Regions from separate parts of the Mus musculus genome. Here region 2 is linked to region 1. A link is a loop called in an ENCODE intact Hi-C map of the cell type or tissue named here. Cell type or tissue: left cerebral cortex. All regions are shown on one strand. Links, peaks and the distances in the headings refer to the core of each region. The heading gives the core; the rest is flanking DNA.

Region 1 (8,693 bases), core at 1,924-5,923:
ACTGCACTTTGTGAGCTGGGACTTCCTCCTTCGCCTCCTCTCTGGATATGAGGCCCACCCCTCCCCCACCTGCCCAACTCCCACCGCCATATTCTAAACTCCAGCCAGATTTAGCTTGATGCAATGATGTGAATTAAATCGCCTCCCAGCGTTGGCACCCCCTGCTTGATCTGGAAGACTCCTCCCTCTGCAGGGCTGGCTTTTCCTCTCTCCATCGTTTTCTTCAGAACCTTTCCAGGTCTCCCCAGGAGGAGCCTCTCTTCTGCAGTACCTTGCTAGTCCTGGCTCCTTGTCCTGACCCTATGACGGACAGTCTGGGTCTAGGGCCTTATTCACCACGTTCTGGGCATCAGGCACATGTTAACCTATAAAGAGTGCTCAGCAAATACTGTGAAAAGAAGGGAAGACCTCCACTCTGTAGGGGTGTCTGCAGACTGCAGAGGTTTACACACTCAAAGGAGGTTAAACCAGGGTAAGAATAGTAGTTGCAGTAGCCAGTCAGGTAGCAGACAGGGAGAATCCCAATGCCCGCTCCTCAGTCAGTTCACTGGGAAGAAGAGTCCAGTCTCCCAACACTCTACCCGGTGTCCCGGCCTGAAGCCTCAGAAGTATTTAATAAAGCGCGGGTGCGGTTGCCAGCCAGGATCCCGCGTTCCTGGAGCTTTGGGAAGAACAGGAGGGAGGAGGAGGAGGAGGAAGAGGAGGAGGGGAAGTGCAACTATTCCTTAATCCTTTGGGCTCCGCAAAGACAGACAAGACACCTCTCTGACATTTCCCTGGCGCCGCGTTCACCTGACAACTCCGGGCCCTCCCGCTTCTGCGGCCCAGCCCCACGCACCGAGCTTCTATGGGCTCCCAGCCGGGTTCAGGGTCTCGGAGGGAAAGGGGCGTGTCTTGCGGGGAGAGCAAGGGTCCGAGCTGTTTCCAGCACTCTCCCACCCGCTGTTTTCCTGGAGATGGGCCTGGGGTTGGCCCAGCGGAGGCTCCTTTCCACCACCCCCCGCCTCCCTCCCTGTCTCCCTCCCACGTGGCCTGGCCCAGTCTCTCTGGAAAGCCGCAGCAGCTGGAGAAAAATCCCCCTCCCCACCCCCACTGCCAAGTCCCTCCCCGACTCGCCCCGGACACATCCTTAACTCCCCCCTCGGCAGGGAAGGCAAGAAGTAATCGAACAAAGCGGGCAGCCCATCCCCCTCCAGGCCCTACCACCTAACCTCCTTTGGGCTGTCCCCCAAACGCACACCCCACTGAGAGTGAGAGGGCCGGGGGTGGTAAAAACAGCTTTGGCATACACACTTGGACACTTCGTCTCCCCCCGCCCCCAGTCCTTTCTTTGGTGTGGACAGTTGTGATCCTTACCCTTGACCCTACCCAACACTAGGACCTGGGCACTGGAGGGGGCCTTGCTGATCTCGTCCACGCTTCCCTGGTCCGCCCTTGGGGGTGGGGCAGGAGTGACACGCGTCCCATCCAGAGAGCGAGTGTTGGACGCGTTCGGCAAAGCAACTGGTTTCCTGCCCTTCCCCCAGCCCCACTCCGAACCCTGGGTTTGGGTCCACAACACCTCCACATTCCCCCAACCTCCCTAGCTGGCCCCAGGGGCCACACCCATTGGGCAAAGTTGAGTGTGGTTTTTCTCACCGCCGCCCCCATCAAGAGCAAGGACACTCCCCAAAAGCCAAGGCCAAATATTAGCTCAGTCCCATCCAGTTACACACGCACCCGACACAAATGGAGGTGTAAGTGTACACTCCCTCCCCGCCCGCTCTCTCAGGCACACTCGCGACCGCGAGACGCTTGCGGGCAGGGCAGAATCATGTCCCGCTTGCAGCCACCCGCGCGCTGGCGATGCTACCCGGCGCCTTAGGCACGCGCTGTGGACACGTTCCCCCGCAGGACACCCCCACCCCCGCAGGACACACACATGCAAACCTCACATGCACAAGGGCCACGCGCAGGGGGACACGCACGGTGCCAGGCTGTGCACAGCAAGGACACACACCCCCTGGGGGCAAGTCCCCACAGCCCCCGGCGCGCAAGCATCGCGGGCGCCGGGGACGCCCACTCGCGACTGCGGCCACCCGGGCCCTTACCGCGCGCGGACAGCAGGCAGAAGGTCAGCACCAGGAGCCCGCGGCCCGTGTCCGCCCGCGCCATAGGGCCGGGCTCGGGCCGCTGCCGCCGCGTCCGGGCGCCTGGGCCGCCGCCGGGGGAGGGCGCGCCGGGCGTCAGTGGCTCCGGGAGGCGCGGCGCCGCGGGCGGGGGCGCGGCCTCCGGGGCCGGGGCCCGAGCGGGGGCCGGCGCGGGGGCCGGGGCCGCGGCCAGCTCGCCCGCCCCTCCATCGCCATCTTGGGCTAGCGGCCCACGCGGGGGCGCCCCGCCAGTGTGGCCACCCTGCACCACAGGGGACACGCGCCCGCGCGCCACCAGCCTGCTCCTGCGGCTCACTCAGCACGCGGGAGCCTCCCGCTCCTCGGGTCACCTCAGGCTCCTTTCTGTTCATCTTTTTACCTGAGCCTCTGGATCTCTGTTCCCTAACCCTACCATGACTCTACCTTCAGGGTCGCCTCCACCTCTGTTCCAGGCTCAGTTCACTGAGACCTGTCCTTTTCCAACTCACAGCCTGACCTGAATCCTGTTTAGCCTCTCCACAGGCTGCACCAACAGACTCTCTGAGGACACTACAATTCCTTGTCCCCGCTACCTCTTCCATGCCAAGCTGAGGGATTCTCTTGGCTTCCTTCCTTCCTCCTCAGTAGCCAACCCAGTCTGTACTGTGTTCCACCTCTGTGAGGGACAACGAAGACTTGCTTACCACCATTTTACATACCTGCATACTGGGAATATTTGGGTTTGTAGTGGGGACTCCCTAAGGACAGGAGGCTTAAAGCAGCAGGTGCAGGGCCTGCTAATGGTGTTGAGCCTCCACCGGTCCACTCTCTTTTTCAGAACTGCCTCTTTTCCAACTGAGCTGGCCAGGTTAGTTGCCTCAGTGTGTCTAAAGCTGGGGGAATCAAATGTCAGGTTGGGTTGGGGAGAGAAAAACATACTAAACGTCTATTTAAAATGATGCGTTTGTGATGGGAGAGATGGCTCAGCGGTTAGAGTGCTTATTGCATTTGCAGAGGACCTAGATTTGGTTCCGGTACCCACCCAGGCGACTCACATCAGTCTGTAACTCTAGCTCCAGGAGGTCTGATACCACTGGGCTCTGTGGCATCTGCACCTACAAGCAGACACACAATTAGATACAATTTAAAATAAATAAAAATTATATATATATATCCGGATTTTGAGGCTAGAGAGGTGGCCCAGTGGCTAGAGTGCTTCCTGCCCTAACAAAGGACCTGGGTTCTGCTCCCAGCACCCATATGACAGCCATAACCATCTGTAATTCCATTTCCAATGAATCTGATGCCCTCTTCTGGGCTTTGTAGGCACTTTCCTGCACATGGTGCACATAAACTCATGCAAGTACACACATACACATAAAAAAAAATTTTTTTTTAAAGGAAAAATGCTACATTCTTCCTTTTCTTGTATCCATTGGCATCCCCATGATTTAGAATCATTTCCATTCCGGCTCACATGCTGCCAGTAAGTTCTATCCCTTTTGGGGAGGAAGAAGTTCCTGTACCCTCAAACCCATTATGTAGTCAAAGATGTCCTTGAGCCTTTGATCCTCTGGCCTCTGCCTCTGGAGTGCTGGGATGACCAGTATGCACCCCCAGGCCCTGTTAATGATAGCGGGGCTCTGAAACCAGGGCTCCTCACAGGTTAATCACATACTCAGCCAGCTGAGCCGCAGTCCCACTATGTCTGTACTTAGCAGATCTAAGGGACCCTGGCAAGGTCCTGCCTCAGCCTCGTTTTATCCCAGGGCTATCATTAGCAATTCATTCGATTACTCCTTCCTTGAAACCAAGTGATCTCCCGGTCCTCAGCCCTGGTCCACAGGGCTCTCATCTTTATAGGAGTGATGCTGAGCAGATACCTCCAGCCTGAACCTTCTCCCCAAGCTTGCATTTCCAGTTCCTGCTCAGCAGTTTACATCCTGATCTTCCCATCCCTCCTGCCACCTCCAGACTGCTGTCTTGCTTCCTAGAACCACAACATTCTTCCTGTAGCTCAGATCCAATATTTTTGAATTATTAATTATTAATGTATATGTGTGTGATTTGTGTGGGGTCAAACCTGGAGGTCAGAGGACAACTTTGGAATGTCCCCTGGGCTTTACCTGCTGAGCTGCCTCCAGGGCCTTGAGGCTCACGTCAAAATTGAAATCAAATCGTACACTCACCCTTGACCCCTCTCCACCTGCTTTTCCGTCCTCACCTCTCACCTGAATTGTTATGGCACCTCCCTGCCACCTTGCTGTTTCTGGCCTTTCCTCTTTGTGTGTCTTGGTCCAAACAGCAGCCAGTTCCCGTCACAGCTCTGTCAGGCTTCCATCTCAGAGAACAGAACCAAAGTCCTGCCTCTTACTACACTGCTCAACTTGTTTACCCCTCCCCAGCAACACCAACCCCTTCCCTTCCAGCCTCAAGACCTTTGCCCAGAACTGGGGATGTTAGAAATAGAGTCCTTGCCTAACACGCACGAGGCCCTGAGTTCAATGCTCATCACTGAGAAGGGGAAGAAAGAACGAGAGGAGGGGGAGGAGGAGAGGTAGAAGGAGTAAAGAGGAGGGGAGGAGGGAGCAGGCGGGATGGGGATGAGCTTTGCCATCACGAGGTGAGGTCCACTCCTCCCTACTGCAGTGTCAGGACGTCTTCCAGGAGCTAGGGATGCTGCTCACATGCTGGAGAAACCCTGGGTTCAGTTCCCAGCACTGCTTGGCCATACACGCCTGTAATCCCGCACTTTCACAGCAGAGGTGAGAGGATCCTCAGCTGTATATAAGGAGTTCAAGCCCAGGCTGGCCTGTGTGACATCCTGTCTCAAAAATAAAGTCGAATATGTCTTGCAGCTTGCTCTTCTTCCCTGCTTTTGTTTTATTTTGTTTTCTTTCTTTCTTTCTTTCTTTTTAAATTACATTTATTGGGGGCTGGAGAGATGACTCAGCAATTAGGACTACTGACTGTTCTTCCAGAGGTCCTGAGTTCAATTCCCAGCAACCACATGGTGGGAATTCACATGGTGGTGGTTCACAACCATCTGTAATGGGATCTGATATACTCTTCTGGTGGGTGTGTCTGAAGACAGTTATGGTGTACACATATACATAAACTAAATGAATCTTTTTAAAAATTAAATTTATTTAGCCAGGCAGTGGTTATACATACCTTTGTTCCCAGCACTCAGGAGGCAGAGGCAGGCAGATCTCTGGTCTACAGAGCAAACTCTGTCTTGAAAACAAAACAAAGCAAAACACACACACACACACACACACACACACCATAAAATAAATTTTAAAAGGGGTAGAGGTATGTAGTGGAGGATGGCCTTGTCTGGCATCAATGGGAGGAGAAGCCCTTGGTGCTGTGGAAGCTTGATGCCCCAGCCTAGGGGGATGCTAAAGTGGTAAGTGAGGCAGGAGTGGGTGAGTGAGTGAGTGGAGGAGCATCCTCATAGAGGCAAAGGGGAGGAGGGATGAGATGGAGGCTTGTAGAGGGGTAACCGGGAAGAAGAATATCATTTGAAATGTAAATGAATAAAATGATTAATAAAAATAAAGTAAAATATGTTGTGTTTAAAAAGGGGGGTGCCCCGGGCAGTGGTGGCACGCGCCTTTAATCCCAGCACTTGGGAGGCAGAGGCAGGCGGATTTCTGAGTTCGAGGCCAGCCTGGTCTACAGAGTGAGTTCCAGGACAGCCAGGGCTACAGAGAAACTCTGTCTCGAAAAACCAAAATAAATAAATAAATAAAATAAAATAAAATAAAAATAAATAAATAAATAAAAAGGGGGTGGGGTGGGGGAGAAGACAGATCCGCTGTTGTCTGCACAGGTACCACAGCTCTGTGGGGGCACAGAGCTGAAGGTTCCTGCCCGCTGCATGGTGCTTGAGTTGGTGAGCACGGTTGTAATGCTCTGTGGTGTACCAGTTTTGATTGGAAACAGGGAGTCGGGACACCCACGCCAGACTTAGTGAACCAGGAAGGGTTTACTAGAAAGTTTTAGTAGGAAGAACCCAGGAAGTGTGAACTTCTAGCCCAGGTGCAGGGGCAAAGCAAGCAGAGGCTGGGCTGCACAGGTGGACTTGTGTCTTTCCAAAGCAGTTGAAGAGTTAATTTGAGGAATGAAAGTGTCAACAAATGGCACTGTCTAAAGAGCTAAATTCCACAAGCCACCAAAAGGGTCAGCTAACTTTTCTCTATTCCCATCTCAGCATTGGGGGTGCAGCTCAGGGATGGTTGTGTGTGCTTAGTAGCATATGCAGACCACAGATTCAACCAGAAAGTAAAAAGGGAAAATAAAAATGTACTAAGCCATAGACTCTAGAACAGTGGTTCTCAATCTTCCTAATCCCGGAATCCTTTTATATGGTTCCTCTTGTGGTTGCTATTTCATAACTATAATTTTGCTACTTTTATGAATAATGATGTAGATATCTGTGTTTTCTGATGGTTTTAAATGACCCGTGAAAGGGTCACTCAACACCCAGGGATCTTGACCCACAGGTTGAGAACCTCTTCTCTGTATGACTTGTAAGCATGAGAGGAGAGGAAGGTGGACAGGCCTGGAGCAGCCAAACCTAGAACAGTGAAGTAGAATGTGGCTCTTGCCAGGCCTCTGTGGCCTTGGGTGACTTCTGTTCTCCTCTCTCTGGGCTTTGGCTCCATCCTTGAGAAACTCTGAGGGCTAGGATGTGATGGACATTTCGTTTGTTTGTTTGTTTTGTTTGTTTGTTATTGTTTTTCGAGACAGGGTTTCTCTGTGTAGCCCTGGCTGTCCTGGAACTCACTTTGTAGACCAGGCTGGCCTCAATCTCAGAAATCCGCTTGCCTCTGCCTCCCAAATGCTGGGATTAAAGGCATGCGCTACCACGCCCGGCCCTGTGATGGACATTTCTAATCTGTAAGTACAAAGATGTCACATGTTTAAAAGTAAGCGTGGTACCTGCTTTATTGTTACTGTTGTTGTTATTTATTATTGTTTTAAAGTTACATTTCCTGGGGCTGGGGAGATGGCCCAGCAGTTAGAGCACTGGCTGTTCTTCCAGTGGGTCCAAGTTAAATTCCCAGCACCCACTTGGCCACTCACAACTGTCTGTAATTCAGCTCCAAATGATTTGACACCCTTGCACAGACATATATGCAGGCAGAAAACCAATGTACACAAAATAAAAATAAATAAGTCATTAAAATAAAATCAAATTGCTTTTATGTTTTTATTGCCTGTGTATGGGTGCACAGAGCATGGCGTGCAGGTGCAGCTCTCTCCTGTCTGTTCAGGGGGCTGAACTCAGGTCATCAGGCTTGGTGGCCTTTACCCACAGAGCCACTCCCGCTATTTTATTTATTTATTTATTTATTTATCTAAATACTGAAACAACTCTCTATATTTAAACAGTCTAGGAAGTTTGCAGCCATCAACTGTTTCTGTGGAATTTCAGGTGCAGTTGGGAATTCGGGAGTCCAGAGGGAAACTTCTGAGTGGTGACCTTGTAGGTAAAGTGCGTGTGTACTTTAGCTAGCTCCTGTGAAGGGGTGGCTCTAAAAATGAACCTCATTGCTTTTGTATCAGCAAACTGACGAGGCCCCCGGATGGCCTCTATGGCTCCTGAGATCAGTGGCTGTTTTCTTTTACAGCAAATTTAAGAGCATCAGTGGATGCTGTTTGACTCAGAGTCAGGGCCTTCTCAGCACATGGGCTCCCTCCTCTCCATCCATTATGTTCTTAGAACAGCTACTTTTTTTTAAAAGGCTTATTTATTTTATGGATGTGAGTACACTGTTACTGTCTTCAGACACACCAGAAGAGGGCATCAGATCCCATGGTTGTGAACTACCATGTGGTTGTTGGGAATTGAACCCAGAATCTCTGGAAGAGCAGTCAGTGCTCCTAACTGCTGAGCCATCTCTCCAGCCCATTTTAATTTTTTAATCAATAAAACAAAATATTCTATTATTTTCAAATAATATTTTCATGGAAAGCTCCCAAGTATGTGAGGAATATTTCCAAGGCCAGTGAAGCTCAATGCTATGGAAAGAAGAAATAGAAGCACAGAGAAATTAACTCATTTGTTTAAGGTCACACAATAGGTAATGGATCAGAGAGACAAAGTGGTCGGACTCTAAGTCAAAACCCACGGTCCTCATTGTTTCCTCCTCTGCCTCTTAGGGGTTCACCCAGCCTATCACTCTTGTCACTGGGACTTTCTGTTTACCCATCTGTCCCCACTACTAGACTGAGAGCAGAGAGAGAGAGCAGAGAGAGAGCAGAGAGAGAGAATCTGATTCCTTTGACAGTGCCCAGATACCTGGATCCATAGGCATGAGCCAGTTCTAGAATAACAGCTCATCTCCTGTTGTTTCCTGAGGAGCGAATGGGATCAAGATTAGCATCCCATTTTGTGTTGTGGATGCAAAGGCCTACAACTTGGAAAAAAGGACTACAACTTCTCTGGGCTTCAAATAAAAACCTGGGAGAATAAAAACCTGGGAGAATAATGCACCTAACCAATATCCTTATTATACTGAGAAGATCAAATTGAACATATCGGGGCTGGGGCACTGGCTTAGTGGATAAAGC
Region 2 (8,693 bases), core at 1-4,000, 63 kb after region 1:
GGAACCTATTTTTTTTTTTTAATAGAAAAGTAAATTAGGAGAGGCCATCCAGATGGCTCAGTAGGGAAAGGCACCGACTGCCAAGCCTGACCATTTGAGTTCAATCTTTTGAGAGCCATATGGTAGGACAGAGCAACTCCTATAAGTTCTCCTTGGACTGCCTCATGGGAGCTGTGGTATGTGCCATGCACACACACACATAAGGAAATAAATGCACTTACAAAAAGAAAAACAGGAAAGGACGTAATGACACACCTGGAACCACAACAAACAGAAGCAAGGAAAGGGAACGTTTAAAGAGGCTGCGGGGTCACTCAGGAGTGGGACAGGTATGCTCTTAACATGCCCAGGGCCTTGAGTTCAATCCCCAGCACAGAAAAGGAAAAACATTAAGTGGGCTAGTATATTTGATTTAGACAGATCTTAAGCATAGACTAAACGGCCACAAGAAGAAGAGATGGAGCCTTGGTTAGAGCCATGGAAGCTGAGCTGACGGAAAGAGGCACAACAGAGGGTTTACAGTGTGCTCCATCTGACCAGCCTCGGGAAAGGCATCTCAAAGCAGTTTCTATCAATTTAATCAAGTCTTAGCTTAACTTTGTCAAAAAGATTATGGTCAATTACTCTCTGCCTGCAAGTAAAAATACCTAATGAAATGAATCAAAATTAACACAGCCATTGAACAGAAGTTTTTCAAATTAAAAGTGATTTTTTTTTTTCCTTTAAAAGAAAATAGTCAGCCTGGTCTATAGAGCAAGTTCCAGGACAGCCAGGGCTGCTACACAGAGAAACCCTGTCTCAAACAAACAAACAATCAAAAAACCAAAAGAAACCAAAACAAAAAAAAAAAAACAAACAAAAAAGAAAAAAAGAAAGAAAGAAACGAGTCAGGGCTGGAGAGATGGCTCAGCAGGTAGGAGCACTGACTGCTCTTCCAGAGGTCCTGCATTCAAATCCCAGCAACCACATGGTGGCTCACAACCATCTGTAATGAGATCTGACACCCTCTTCTGGTGTGTCTGAAGTCAGCTACAGTGTACTTATGTATAATAATAAATAAATAAATCTGTGGGCCAGAGCAAGCAGGGACTGAGTGAGCAGAAGTCCTAATAATTCAATTCCCAATAACCATATGAAGGCTCACAATCATCTGTACAGCTACAATGTACTCACATACATAAAATAAATAAATAAATTTAAAAGAAAGAAAGAAAGAAAGTAAAAAAGTCACAGAGTCAATTCTGGATTACAGTTGGCAGTCACACCAAAGGAGGTGCGTCCTCACTGAAAGTGCAAACTCATACTTACCAAGGTAATAGACCCTGTCTGAGTGAGGCCCATCTGGATCCGTCCTCTTTACAAACATAAAGTCATGTGGCGCCTTAGCCATCATGTAGCCGTGGTATTTTCTGGTATCAGCAAGCAGCTTTTTCAGCTGACTCCAAGAATACCGTTCGACATAAAAAGGCTCCAGTTTGGGTCGGTCCTGTGATTCACCATTTCCCTCCTCACACTCTGCAGTTTCAAATATCTCGACACCCAGCTGTTCTGTTTCCATTGCTGCTGCCATGTTGCATCTTCCTGGAAAACAAGGCACAAGAGGCTGTTTACAGGGCCGTCTTCTATCACATTATTACAATGGTACTGCCAAATAAATAAATAAATAAACAATATGCCTTTCAGCACAGCTGCAATGAAACCTAGTAGGAAAAGCTGTAGCAGTGTCCCCCACCTACACCTCTGCGCTCAGTTCCAAAAAGACTTTTTTTTTTTTTTTAAATTGAGGTCATGTCAATTTCACAGTGACTATAAATCCCTTTTGGGAACTTTTTATAAAAGGCTCTCCTTGGGTATCTCCTGCCAAAATTCCTTTTCCTTTCCCACACTGGAAGGAAACAGGCCATGTGCCAGTTGGCTGCTACATTCCACTCCAGAGCATGTCAATAGTGAAGTTATGTGCCAGAGGAGGTAAGGGTTTTTGCATTTTAAAAAGTAACACAGCTAACAAATGCTGACTGCTGTTTCTAAAATGTAACAAATTAGAACAGTAACAACATTGTTACAATGAACTTTTAACAACCTAGGGCAGTAACCTAAGAAAATACATTGTTTTCTCTTACTGAGAGGGACTCCTAACAACTAAACACAGACTGATACATTGCAACCCTTCTGCTCTTCTCTAGACTCTATAGAGTACTTGTGATACTTAGTGTTTACTGATGGTCACTTGACTACTCTTCCTGATTATGTAGCTTCTGTTCAAAAAAGGAAAAGGCTGTCTGTAAGTGGCTTTAGTGAGTCTATGTAGTCAAAGAGGAAAGCATATGGTTTATAAGTCTGTCTCCAATTTACCAGTTCAATACCGTAATTATTTAAAAGCCTTGAAAACTGATTATGCCTATTTTACAAACCCAGAAGATACACTTTCCCCCTTGATCTTTTCTGATATTTAAACGTGACATGAACAAAGTATCAGAGAAAAATAAATACAACAAGGCTATCAGGAAACCTTGTAGAGATGTAGCTCAGTAGTCGGGTCAATCTTAGTTCTACAAACTGAAACAAATTACATTGTAATCACGTTTCACATAATCATTAACTACTTCTCCAACAATCAATAGATGGCTGTGTATTTAAGATGATGTCTTTCTTTTAAAGCTCAGCTTTACAGTTAACATCAATTCATGGTAAGAAGTTATCTGCAATCTAGTAAGTAACCCAAAGGTGTAGGCTGAGAGTCAGTCCACCTAACTTGAATTACTGGTATGCAAAAGTGCTGAACTGTGAGTAGTCGGGCATTGTATCATTTTCTGAGCATGATACTATCATTTCTAATGTTAACAATAACCAATAACAAAGTCGTCCAAATACTGTTACATCAGGTATAATTGTAACACTCTGATCCAGGGCTCCACTGACTAAAATCTGACAGAGAATTGACTGAGTCTCAAGAGTATCAAGTGACAGTACCTGAGAGTGGTGGTTGTTGGCCCAACTAAAAGCTAGGAGGCCTACTTTCAATCATGTCAAAGGACCTAGTCTTCTGAGGGAGCAAGGGACTAAAATGAAAAGAATCCAACTCAGTTTCCTTAAGTGGGAAATCTCATCTCTCCTCTACCCCTTGCAAGTACAAGGCCAAGGAACAGAAAAGAGCAACACAGTAGACATCTAGAGTTTTACTGCCTAGCTGGAGTCATTAACACCTTTAGAGTCCTTCTATGTAAAAATTCACACCAACTTCTATTTAAAAACTGGAATTTCTGAATGGACTGTACTAGTCTCCACACATATACACACAGTACAGTTTAAATGACAGTCTGTCACTCTATTGACAGTAAATAGTCTGCACAACAGGGGCTGTGCAATTCATGCAACTGTGTAACTAATTTCCAGGATTCCCCCCATACTCTCTATATACAAATATGTCCTCAGAATATGTGGCCTGAATTTCCTAAAACTCAGCCCTATCCATTCTCAGCATTATGCACATATTTCACAGCCCCACCCTCTCCACTTCTGGACCTTCCCTGGTGCCTACCTGATGGTATTTTCATCTGCTCAGATCTCTTCTACTTTCAAAGAGATCATTTTCACCTGGCCCAACTTTAAGCACAGATCTCTCCGTTCATCCTGATCTCTTCTCACAGGAATCTTTCCTTTTCTCACCATCCAATCCTGCTTACCAGATAAGAGATGTTAATCATTAAAATGGACCATATACGGTCGAAAAAATATAAGCCTAAAAATCCCCAAATATTTAACTGATAGATTTCCTGTTAGTGTAATATGGAATGCCTGAATTCTTTGGGATCTCCAACTTGTCAAAACTGTGTTTGTGTTGATAGGTCTTACAAACCCTATGCAGGTCTTGAATTTAGTCCTCTTGCTTCAGCTTCCTGAGTGTGGAAATTGCAGACCTTTGCTAATGAGCTCGACCCTAAGATTACTTTTTTTCCAGAAATGTATAACTCAAATTGCGTAGTTAAGTTCTAACAGTAGGTGTAAATCTTGATGTCCAGACACATTCAAGGGAAAATGATAGGTTTTAAAAACTGCAAAAGCGGACCAGAGATGGCTCAGCAGTTAAGAGTTAATAATGATATTGCAGAGGCCCCAAGTTTGGTTCTCAGTAGCCATTTCTGGCTGCTCACAACCACCCATAAGACCAGTTCTCAGGGGGATCCAATACCTCTGGTTTCTATGGGAACTGCACTCACATGCACATACCCTCACGCATACACACAAACCTTTTTAAAAAGGCATATAGATGTGAGGTGTCAACTGTAAAGCCTTGACTTTGGCGGATGTAATGTATTTCTAGGGTCAGGGAATTAGTTCAAAAGGCAAAAGCACTGTGGCAGAAACCCAAAGATCCCAGGGAAGCCAGGGGAGCATTGGAGCGGCTGTCAATCCAGCAGCCCGAATGCAGCAAGGGAGGCATACATAGGAGAACCGCTGAAGTTGATCAGCTAGCCTGGGATACACAGCAATTGCGACTCTGCCTCAACGAAGTGTAAAGGGAGGACTCCCAAAAGTTATCCTCCGACTTCCACACGATCCCGAAGACATGTGCGTGTAGAGCCGCGAGCACACACAAGCACACACACACACAAAGACAGAATTTATTTCTATGTGCCTATGTTCCTTTTACATGATGTCATAACGAGCTGATGAAAGAATAAATTCAGTACAATAAAAAATGTGTATTATAGGTCATTGTTTGCAGAAAGGGAACTTGAATTTAACAACTAAATTTTGTTCACTTCTCTGTTTGTAGCCAAGGTTAATCTTGAACTCAAGATCCTCTTGCCTCGGCCTCGCAAATGCTGGGGTTACAGGTATGCAGCACTATACCCAGCTACAATTTCTGACAAAGCTGTCCTATTCTTTAAGAGTACTCCATTTTGCCTTCTTTTTCTTGCCATAATATTGAGAATAAGTGAGATAGGTAGCTTTTCTAAAAAATAATCACGAAGCCAGTTGATAGTCTAGCTTAGGGGGAAAAATGTGTGTTATTTTTGCAACAGTAAATAATATGTTATCAGTTTAGACTCCAAGCTCTGTATGCCACATAGAGATGAAGAAGCTATGTGGCAAGAGGAGGGTAAAAATGTTAGCAGCAATAGGCTAAGAGTCAAGACACCTCCCCAAAGCGCGAAGCCCCTCATTCTGAAAAATGACATATTGTGTTAAAAAGAGCTTCGGGATTCTTGGGGTGGGGTCTCTAGAAATGGCATCCCGTAGCTTTTTACGGTAAGAACCAATCAGTCGTCTAGACCCTGCACACCTCACTGGAGCCTAGCCATTTCACTTTTCTGTGTCTACAGCTGAGAAAGTTTATCCGACGTAAAGGGCTTGAAAGCTATGAATGAGGAAGGAGGAGAGGTGTGGCAGCGAATGTGGCGCGAGAGGACAGTAGGAACAGCAAGGCTTAGTTAAAAGAGGATGAGCAAGCTGGACAGGAAGGGCAAGGACCCTGCTGCGAATGCGTGGAACAGAATGGCAGCGAGACAGTGAGCGCGGAGGGATGGATCTAGAGTGAAGCAGGAGGGAGGGAGGAAGGAACACCCGGCTAGGGGAAAGCAGCGAGTCCAAAGGCGAATCCCATCCGCCACTGGCGGACCTCAGGCGAACCCCTTCGCCTCTGCGGATTTCCGTTTCCTCCTCCGAATGCCCGGACTGTCCCCGGCATCCCAACCCAAGCCAGGCTCTATCAAGATAACGGACGTGGGAGTCCGAGCGGGCAGCAGCCAGCGTTCAGGGGCGCCCAGTGAACGTTGGCAGCCTCGCAATCCGAGTGTGCGCTTCCTCTTCCGGCCAACGGGGCCCAGCCACCCGCTCTCCCGGCGGGAGCGGCCCGAGGGCGGCCGGCCGGAGCTCCGTGGCCTCGCGGGCGCAGGGGAGGGAGAGCGGGCGGATACTGCACCTTCCCCCCGGGCCCGCCCGGACCGTCCGGATGCGCTATGGAGCGGGCCTACGCCGCTTCATGCCGCGCCGCCTCCGCTCCCGTCGGGGCCACAGCAGCTTCCTCGGCGGCGGCCCCCGCGGCCCCCAGGCAGCGGACGAAGGGACTTAAAAGCGGCGGAGGCGAAGACAGCACCGGAGGCCTCGGCACTTCCGGTTCCCCGAGCCCCGCCCTCCGACAGAGGAAGGCTAGCGGCCGGACCAAGAAAGGATGACTCTCGCTTCTGTGCGCGAGGGGGCCCCACAGCGCCACCGAGCGGCGGGAGGAGGTGCCGCACGTGGACTGCCTGACAGGAGGGAAAACATACAAGGTTAGAAGAGAAAGCAACATTCACCCCACCTCTGTTAGCTACTCAAAGTAAATAAACTTCATGTTCACTGGCCGGTGGGATGGCTCAGCAGGTACAGGCACCTGGGCCTACAAGATTTCTGAAAGAACAAGCCAGGTCCAGCAGGCGCTTATCCAACCTCTATATCCAATCTCTGTCTGTCTCTGTCTCCCTCTCTCTGTCTCTCTGTCTCCCTGTCTCTGTCTCTCTGTCTCTCTCTCTCACTCACACACACATCCCTGCGTTAGAGCAGAAAGCCAAAATTCCTGCCTTTTTGAGATGACAGAGGCCAACCATGGCTTTGGAGACCTCAGCATTACAGTTATGACGGAAAAAAACAAACAAACAAATGTGAATTTGGATACAGAAATTTTTCTTTTCTTTTCTTTTTTCTTTTTTTAATTTTTTTTTCAGTGACGTTTACATTTTATTTACGTCAGTAGCACTAAAATACATTCCTCCTTGAGGGTCACATTTCCACAACACACATTAACACCAATCCATACTCCATAAGTGCCCACACCACCTCCCACCAAAACCAAGCAAACTCAGCAAACACTTCCTGGTCACTTCCTCAAAACCCGGGTGGGTCCTGTCCCGGCTCCTAGCTACGGCAGTGCCCAGAACTCACAAAGCTTCCCCTTTCCACACTGCGGACCCATCTCAAGCTCACCAACACTGTTCATCATGTGCTCATTTTTTTCTTTTTTTTTTTTTTTTTAACTAATTGATTATTTATTTTATGTATATGAGTGCTCTATCAGCATGTACACCTGCATGCCAGAAGAGGGCATCAGATCCCATTATAGATGACTGTGAGCCACCATGTGGTTGCTGGGAATTAAACTCTGGACCTCTGGAGCAGCAGCCAGCGCTCTTAACCTCTGAACCATCATCTCTCTAGCCTCCAGAACTTTAATGTTAAAGATCTTTAGTAGACCACCCATTCTTTGTTGGGTTGGGGTCTTCTCTCTGTAAATGGATATAACAACATTGGCATTCAGTAGTGATAAAAGCTAACAATGCCTGTGGCACTGAGACATGAAAGATGGAGAAATAAGGCCTGGAGGTGGCTGCTACACTGAGAGGCAGGTCCCTTGACCCATCATTTATTTCCTAATCCACACTGTACGTTAGCTGAGGGAAAGAGTGGGGAAAGAAGTGTAAAGGTAGCTGGGAAAGTAGGCAGAGACCAGACTGGTGGAGGAGCTATGCCTCCCCAGTTCCTGTTACTGTCTTTGGGAGCTGTGTATCAGTGGGATTATTGTAATGGCATTAAGAGAGGACCCACAGGCACCATGTCCTACTGCAGTGTGTACTGACCCACTGTGAGGTTAAAGGAGCCTTCCCTTGAATTTTTTTCTTTTTTCTTTTTGATGTTGAGCTCCCTAAAAGAAAGGACAGTAGGGGCTGGAGAGACGGCTCAGTGGTTAGGAGTACCAACTGCTTTTCCAGAGGTCCCGAGTTCAATTCCCAGCAACCACATGGTGGCTCACAACCATCTGTAATGGGATCCGATGCTGTCTTCTAGTATGTCTGAGGACAGACAGTACTCTCATATATGTAAAATAAATAAAATCTTTTAAAAGAGAAAAAGAACAGTGGTTTTCTCTAAGTATCCCATTTGACGTCTCTGATCTGAGAGCACGTTTTAAGACTCTAAATACATACACCTACTCCATTATCAAAATACAGTGTGCTATCTTGAATTTCCTTTGGGCTCATGGATTCTCTATCATTTGCTGACGCTATTCTCAAATCTGGGCCCACAAAGAGCGAGGGAAAAGGACACATCTGATTTTTGTGCAGTTTGCGTCCTCATAATGAATTAGAAGAAAGGCCTGGTGGTACAGGCTGGAAATCCCAGTACTCAGGAAGTTGAGGCAGGAGGATTCTGTCTGAGTTCAGGACCAGTCTGGACAACAGAGACAGAGACAGAGACAGAGACAGAGACTCAGATTTGTAAGTTTTCAGAGTTATTTTCTCTCTCCTCCACTGTGGTTAAGATGAACAAACAAACCCTCCCCGGCTAGGACTGTATCTCTGCAGTAGGACAGGTGCTTAGCAGCAGGGTGTGGTGCCTTGCACCTGTAGGTCCCTGTTTGGGAAACTAGATAAGAGAACTGCCGTGAGCTTGAGCTTAGCCTAAGCTATCCAGTGAGATGGAGGCCAGCCCAGCTTATATAGTGCTTTCTAGACCAGGCAAGCCTTGCTACAGAGTGTGACCCCGTCTCTAGCTCCTCCTCTTCCCCCTCACAGATGTGCTTGGCACATCTGAAGCCTTGGACTCAATCCCCCAGCACCGAGGCTTCTAAACAGCCCTCAGATTCTGGTGAAGCTGTAGGGCAGCGTCTGTAGCACCGCATCTTGCCAACACCACCTATGTCCGTACAGCCACGG

Evidence for each region. Peaks named below come from ENCODE experiments on the same cell type or tissue, not always from the same donor. Only the 100,000 strongest peaks of a DNase experiment are listed, where the experiment ranks them.
Region 2: a loop joins it to region 1, with 2.1 times the contacts of the local background. A loop is called at or near these places in 3 of 42 quality-filtered maps.

The regions. Positions count from the first base shown.
Region 1 is chr9:65,094,996-65,103,688 of GRCm38, reverse strand. It overlaps Igdcc4 (immunoglobulin superfamily, DCC subclass, member 4), which reads right to left and starts at 2,203. Exons shown (of 20, transcript NM_020043.3): 1 at 2,091-2,203. The coding sequence starts at 2,154. In left cerebral cortex, for the core only: a CTCF peak has its summit at 3,444 (motif pointing left); DNase peaks (open chromatin) are centred at 2,455 and 2,660; H3K4me3 peaks cover 728 bases; H3K27ac peaks cover 874 bases.
Region 2 is chr9:65,029,857-65,038,549 of GRCm38, reverse strand. It overlaps Dpp8 (dipeptidylpeptidase 8), which reads right to left and starts at 6,092. Exons shown (of 21, transcript NM_028906.2): 1 at 5,927-6,092; 2 at 3,539-3,675; 3 at 1,309-1,581. The coding sequence starts at 3,554. It overlaps Gm39362 (a long non-coding RNA gene), which reads left to right and starts at 7,138. Exons shown (of 3, transcript XR_870867.3): 1 at 7,138-8,693. In left cerebral cortex, for the core only: no CTCF peak of the experiment used is centred there; DNase peaks (open chromatin) are centred at 1,452 and 1,888; H3K27ac peaks cover 1,112 bases.